Regions from separate parts of the Mus musculus genome. Here regions 1 and 2 are each linked to region 3. A link is a loop called in an ENCODE intact Hi-C map of the cell type or tissue named here. Cell type or tissue: left cerebral cortex. All regions are shown on one strand. Region 1 has its middle 200 kb from the start of Trp63. Region 2 has its middle 23 kb from the start of Trp63. Region 3 has its middle 94 kb from the start of Trp63.

Evidence for each region. Peaks named below come from ENCODE experiments on the same cell type or tissue, not always from the same donor. Only the 100,000 strongest peaks of a DNase experiment are listed, where the experiment ranks them.
Region 1: it touches region 3 in a loop (8-fold over the local background); 2 of 42 quality-filtered maps call a loop at or near these places.
Region 2: a loop joins it to region 3, with 2.8 times the contacts of the local background. A loop is called at or near these places in 2 of 42 quality-filtered maps.

What each region holds. Positions count from the first base shown.
Region 1 is chr16:25,486,492-25,488,991 of GRCm38, forward strand. No RefSeq gene overlaps it. Among named protein-coding and RNA genes, the nearest start is that of Trp63, 200 kb to the right of the region's middle. In left cerebral cortex, no CTCF peak of the experiment used is centred here; a DNase peak (open chromatin) is centred at 1,530.
Region 2 is chr16:25,659,509-25,662,008 of GRCm38, forward strand. No RefSeq gene overlaps it. Among named protein-coding and RNA genes, the nearest start is that of Trp63, 23 kb to the right of the region's middle. In left cerebral cortex, no CTCF peak of the experiment used is centred here; a DNase peak (open chromatin) is centred at 1,228.
Region 3 is chr16:25,588,797-25,591,296 of GRCm38, forward strand. No RefSeq gene overlaps it. Among named protein-coding and RNA genes, the nearest start is that of Trp63, 94 kb to the right of the region's middle. In left cerebral cortex, a CTCF peak has its summit at 1,233; no DNase peak of the experiment used is centred here.

The DNA.
Region 1 (2,500 bases), 100 kb before region 3:
TTTCTCATCCTGCTCCAACATAAACTAGACTAGTGAAACATTACAAACTATAAAACAAATTGTCACAACATGTCAAGCTCCGGTGCTTCTGGAATGGGAAGACCATTCTCCAAACACTTCCTTTTCTTCTTCTATACCCTTGTGGCTGCCAGTCTGTCATACGCTTCTTTGGCCATGCTGAGTCACTTGAAACCCACTGCACCTGACATGCTCTTTGGAGGCACAGTGATTTTGATGATATCGATTGTGTTAGTCAGATGTTTCATAGCGGTGGGAAGCAGTTTAGAGGAGGAAAGATTGGTTTGGGGATGCTGGATTGGGGGCCTTGGCTCTACTTGTGTCAAATCCATTGCCATGGGCCTGTGGTGAGATGGAACATTGCAACAGAGGAGCAATGTGTCACCATGTGACAATCAGGAAATAGAATGAGATGGAGAAAAAGAGAGCATGCAAGGCACTGTATACAGCCTGATTGACCCTCTTCCCCCAGCTGGATGGCTATTCTCTTAGGGGGTAGGCCAGATTCAAGCCCTGAGAGAGACCCTGAAAGATATGCAAACAGAATTCCTCTTTCTTCTGTTGACAATGGCTATTTCCATTTTTAATAGAAATAATAAGGAACAGGAAAAATTATATCTGTGGTTGTCTATAAAGGCCTCACAGAAAAGAAAGTTTGAAAAACCAATCCCCAAATCACTGGGTGCGTTTTTCTCTCGTCGGAGGGAATACATGTTTTCACTTTTAATTTTTATTATGTCATTGAAATTACATATAATCATTATTATTCAATCAATTCAGGGACATTCAAAAATAAATTTAAAAAAGAATTGCTCCAAGTCAGAAACAACTATTATTTTGAAATTATTTACATGTCATTTTAGATCTCAAAAAGACAGGTAGATAATCAAAACAAAATTCGATGTAGGTGGACAGACTAATTGAAGTAATTTTAAATGTTATAGTCACAATTTTGTACAATATAATGTACTTGCAGAGACTGCAACTTCAGATGTTTAGCATGCACAGCTAAGGAAATCTGGTATGTGTTTTTGAATCCCAAACTTTAGTAGTATGCATCTTCAAAAGATAGCATTTAAAAAATATTTGTAGACATCTGTAAGTTGACCTAGTCAACATTAATATGATCAGCCTTTCCATCAAGACAATATTTATTATAGATATCCCTTGTGCTTCTTCAAATCCATTTGCCACCATTACCTACCCTGCACTGGGACCTACAGGACTGATTGCTGAGTGGCTTGGCCATCAGGGACACAGAGGGCAAGAATGTTTTCTGGTATAACCTTCTGTTTTGTCCTAGTTTGCAATGGCTCTCACTTGGGCTGCAGCAACTGAGCAACAGGCCCAGGAAGTACTGTCTCCTGCACCAACAGGTCTCCAGGTACGGTAATAACTGTTTCTTCCCTTTAGCAGGATTTGATACCTCAACACCCCACTTTGTTTAACCTCATTCTTGTTCTCAACTTTACAACTTGTTTTCTACTGAGCCTTCTTCAGCAACACTGGGCCATCTGTTTTCTGCTTCGACTTGGGCTGACATGGAACCTAATGACTCCTTTGAAATGAAAATTCCACCTCCTCTCAACATTGAACCTGAGCTCTGTAGAGTGTGACTTTTCTTACTGCTCTGCTAGCTAGGCTGGCAATTATAAATAGAGACTTTGATTTCTATTTATTCATGTATACACTTTTAATATGTCTTGACTTCCCAATAGGGAAGATGAATAATTTAGCACCCCTACAGTTTCTACGAGAAAGCGTTTGTCAATCAGACCAAGAGAGGCATGCTGGAAATTATTAATAGAAAATCATCAGGTTGAAACTGATTTTGACCTTGGGTTTTTATCAACATACCCTCCATTGTGGCTGAGATTTTTATCTTGATTGCATATAAGTATCTATAGTATTAAAATGTTATTTTGAGTATAATTTCCAGTACACAATAAAAACTTCTTTCCTCTCATGCAAATACAAAATGTGCTAGATAATAAAGTTCTGTGGAATGCTCTTACTAAGAACTAGGATCCCTTTACAGAGTTATTCCTTAGATGACTATAGCCACAATGAGGTAAGGAAACTTATTTGGGGCAAAGAACTAGAAAAGATTTCTTTTTCACACTGAAATCTCTATAACAGCCACATATAGAAATATACTGCTATGGTACCCAGGAAACCACAGTCCATGTGTCAGAACTGAGATGTGTGGAACTGCGACTTCTTTCAATTCGTAGGTTTTTTTTTAATTAGGTATTTTCCTCATTTACATTTCCAATGCTATCCCAAAAGTCCCCCATACCCTCCCCCCCCCACTGCCCTACCCACCCACTCCCACTTTTTGGCCCTGGCGTTCCCCTGTACTGGGGAATATAAAGTTTGCACGACCAATGGGCCTCTCTTTCCACTGATGGCCGAATAGGCCATCTTTTGATACATATGCAGCTAGAGTCAAGAGCTCCGGGGTACTGGTTAGTTCATAATG
Region 2 (2,500 bases), 71 kb after region 3:
TGTGAGCTGGTTCCAGTTATAGCTCTGCTGGCACCCAAGAGGGGATTCCATATGACACATGGGAGCAGTGCATATGGGCAAGTTAGATTCAGTATCTGAAGGTATTGCTTTCTCTCCCTGTACCCAGGTTGAAATCATGTGTACCCAGGTTCAATCATCAGGTTGAAATGGGGACAATTGTGTCCCCATTTCAGTTAGGCTTTCCTTCATAAAATTAATGTATTTAACCATCATGCAGGGATCTGAATTAAAACTGCATCCCAAAGAAAACTACAAAGGGCTTTACACTCTACATCTGCCAGATGAATGCCTTTGGGGAGAAAGAACTCTGCCAGACTAGGAACAGGTAGTAATCTTATATTCCACAAAAATCTTATTTTCTTTTCTGTTTCAACAGTGGCGAATCCTTATCAACCCCATTTTCCTAGCCTGAGAGTTGAAAAAAAAATCTCTATAACAAACACCAGGCCGAGAAATCCTTTGTTCTAGGAAAGGATTGGCTCTATAGCTAAATATGCATGTGCTCTAGCTTTTGACTCCTGGCTTTCTAGAAAGTGTAAGATGGTGGTAGGCAATGCATAGAAATTAGAACTGACCTATGATTTGGCCCAACTCTAAAGATACCTGTTTTCTTTTGCCAATTTATGCTACTTAATTTCTCTTTAGAATAAACAAAAACCTAAGGTGGTGGGATTATGGACTTGAATCCACTGTGACACCTTCAAGTCTACTAACTTAAGAGTAGTTCATCTAAGAGTGAACTAAGAAACTCTCAGAATCTCTTTTTTTTTCCACTGAAAACACAGGACACAAAATTCCCCAGAGTTGGAGAGATGCTTCAAGTGATGGTATAGTACATAACAGAACTAGTTTTAAAATGGTGGAGACAACACATGCAGAAAGGTAATTAATTGCACAGGAAGTTGCATGTGACTACTGCACAAGAAAAGCTGGCTGACATGTACGTAACAATAGAAGAAGAAAGTGTCTAATGGATGAAAGAAGCTCAGATAACCCAAGTCTTAAATAGTGATCTCTATTTCCCAAATGTTTCCTGGATCTGTTTAGATGGACCGTTGAAGAGAGCATCCACAGGCCAAAAGAGGCGGGAGGTGCTCAGAGCAAGTCTACCATGAAATCCTTCAGATCTTTTTTTATGGGTGGGAGTTGTGAAATGCTTTTTGCATCTATAATTAGGGAATGGAGTGGAGCAGATGGCTATGGTGCAGTTATAATTAAAGTATAATGCACAGTAAAATCACCTTGTGCAGCCAATGATGCATCCAAGCCAGAAATATTAACTCTCTTTGATAGTGCTTTTAAGCTGTTTCTTTGGGCTGCAGGGAAAAGTTATTGCATCATGACACTGATTTCACGTGCTCTTTTTCGTACCAGAAGTTCTCTCTGCAAAATTCGGATTGTCCTATACCAAATTAAATAGCTCGCTGAGTCTCCTTAATAAGCAGCACTATTGTTAAAACAGAGGCGCACGCTCCATTTAACAGCACAGAGCTGGTGTGCTGCAATAGATACCCATCTGGGTTACCAATTGTAACCCAGTCAGGTGCATGTGCAAACGATCAAATGCAAAGAACCCATGGGCTGATTGTTAAGCTGAAAAGCAGTCATGAAGTGCCATACACACTTACTGGGTTTTAAAATGGCAACTGTCCTTTTTTTTTTTTTTTTTTTTTTTTTTTGCTAATTAAGAAATAATAAAGGAATGGGACCAGCATGATGCTGTGAGAGGCGACTATGTCTTATGCTAGTCAGCCCCTTCTCTGTGCCTATCTTCCTTGACGTTTAAAGAGGCAAAGGGGGACTACAGGACAACCTGAGCCTTTCTGTGTCCTTGTTGCTCATGCTCTTCCGCTCCCCCACCTCTTCCTCTTCCCCTCCCCCTCCCCCTCACCTCTGTCTTCCTCCTACAACTCCTGCCACTCCCCTCTCTCCTCCTTTGAAGTTGTATTTGACTAGTTTCCATAGCTATAATTATTGAATGATCACGAGGAGCATGGGATTTCTTTTTTTTTTTTTTTAACATCTGCTCTATTTTGCTCGTCAAAGAAGGAGAGAAACGAGAGGCTCTCATGGGTTCTGCTTTCCTTCCACAGAACCCACTAGACTCCCCACAAGTGCCACAAGTGCTTTTACTTCAATAAAATTCTTGGAATTTTATTGTCATGGGTGCTGTCATGGGTCCAAAGCATCTCAGTTCTTCAGTCATAGATCTTATTTTTCTGGTTTATCATATTACATGCATCTATTCCCTCCTTTAGTACATAAAATTCACTTTGTCCCTGAAAGAAAAATTATCTACACTTGCACTCTAGGTCCCAGCACACTTCTGGAAAAGAAGTAGTATCTCTCATACTATCTGTCTTAGTCAGGGTTTCTATTCTTGCACAAACATCATGACCAAGAAACAAGTTGGGGAGGAAAGGGTTTATTCAGCTTACACTTCCACATTGCTGTTCACCACCAAGGAAGTCAGGACTGG
Region 3 (2,500 bases):
CATACTAATGTTAGCATGGCAATCACTTGGACTTTGATTCTAGTACTGGTACCTAGCATGCCACATGCAATACATTTCTACTGCTTATACATAAAAGGATAGCAGTTTTAATGTACTATCCATGCATTAGGTATTTGGGTTATCAGTCATTCTAGATTCTTTAACCAACCTCTTTTTTTTTTTTTTTTTTGCATAGAAGACTTGATAATTTTTGTACTTTAAATAGCTTATGAGCTTATGCTTAAACTACCTTTAAACTAAAAAATATAATTGTCACTAAGATATGAACTAAATATATATGTAATATGGATGTATAATGTTTGTATATGCATGGATCTTCATATGTTTATAGTTTAAAAGTCTCCAGGGGCTGGAGAGATGGCACAATGATTAAGAGTACTGGTTGCTCTCGTTGAGGAACACCCAGGTTCAAGTCTCAGCACCCTCATGCCTGTCTGTAACTCCACCTCCAGAGGATCTAATGCCTTCTTCTGACCTTCACAGGTACTGTACACACATTGTAAACATACATGCAGACAAAAGAACTTGCATATAAATAAAAATAATAGAGATGAAAATACTCTCTGAAAAACAAGGAAAGGAAAACTGTCCCTCCTAGGGGTGCACTTAACCTGGTAAGTTTATTCAAGTATTTGGCCTCTTCCTACAGCACAGGCATGCGTTACTTTGTCCTACAGACCCTTTGTATGGCTCTAATTCAAGCTTAAACCTTACACAGCTACTGTGTCAGGAGCAAGACATCTCTAGGAGAGTTCTGGATTGTGTCATTGATAGCTAGCTCTTCATCAGCCATTCAAGGCAAATGCTTTAAATATGAAAATGTGAGTACTTCAGACCAAGAACTTTGTCAGCCAAACATACACTCTTTCACAATATATATATTAAAAACAATATATATATATATATATATATATATATATATATATATATATATATATATCACAATATATATACATTAAAACAGTGAGAATGGAGTTGAAATACCAATATGTGGTTGAGAAACTGCTTTATATGTTTATATTTATATTTTATGACCTTATATGCGTTTGTATTTATAACTGAGAATGTGGGATAAGAGCTAAAGAAAAGCAATGTCTTGAGGGAAAGTATCTTGTGAATGCTCTATCTTCTGTGGGTTCAATAAAAAGCATTCTGTCTACCCCTGGGAGATTCTTTTCGCCCATCACAGTGAGACACAGAGGAGATCAGACAGAAACTGGATGATTCATCTTGTGGAGATAGATGGAAGTACATAGCTGATAAGCCTCAGAAGGAATGACATTTCTGCCAGGAGAACAGCTGTGGCCTCTTTCTTTTTATTCTCTTGGGTTTTGTTTATTTTATTTTGTTGTGTTTTGTTTGCTTGTTGTTTTTCTTGTTGTTTTTGCCCTGTGGAAGGCTTTAGTGACAAGAAAGGAAAACAAGACTTTACCAGCAACCTTGTTTTTCTAAAAAGTCATACCTGCTGCTTTAGAGTTTTCAGATTTTACTCAGGGGAGCAAGACTTTGCTGTAAGAATCTCCTGGCACCCTGAATGAGCAATAAATAAATGCATTTTGTAATGCTTCTATCCAGTATTCTAAATTCATTGGGGTGCATACATACTGTACCAAATAGGAGCCTGGGACTTTTATAGCACAACTTAAAAATCAAATTGTTTATAAAAGATAGGAAAGCAGAAACTAGAGACTATACTTGTGCATGTTTGTGTGTGTGTGTGTGTGTGTATGCATGTGTATAAGAGTACCCAGTCATAGCTGTACACTGCAGGTGACAGCATCATATCAAACCCCTAACTTTTAACTGTTACTTGTTATGGCTCAGATATGACAATCTTAAAAGAACTTGTTTAAAAGGTCTTGTTTAGGACCAGTGAAAGCAGCAAGTTATGGGCATTCTTAACAAGTAAAGAAATCAATCTAACAGAAACGAAAGTGGAGCAAATTCCCAGTTTTAAAGTCCCAGGTACCCTGTTACCTATGCTTGATGTGGTTTGGTTGTTGATGCCTCATGGCCTGTATAGTGGCTGTCGGAGGCTGACCCTGGTATGGCCATGCTAAGAGGTAGTTGGACTTTTAAGAGATGGCCTTTCTAGGAGGCTCTTATGGCAACTGTCCTTGAAATGGATTAAGTGCTTCTCATGGAATCCTTAATCAGTTCTCAAAAGAAGCCCGGTCGACAGAAGAACAAGCAGAGGCTTCTTTTGTTTCCTGTCTTGTGACATCTCTTCCTCCTGAATGGACTGCTGCCCCTACAAAGCCATCTGACTTGAGGTCTACACTAGGGTCATGGCCTGGAGCCTCAAGAACTGTGACTGGAGTACACATTATCTCTTTTATGCAGTTATTCAGCTTCAGCAAAAAAGGATGATTGCAGACATTCTTATCCATCTCCTTCACTGTGTTTTTGAGCCGATGAATGGATGGGTAAATGATATTCCAGGATGGTGAAAATTCTGTTTGAACTATAAAATCATCAG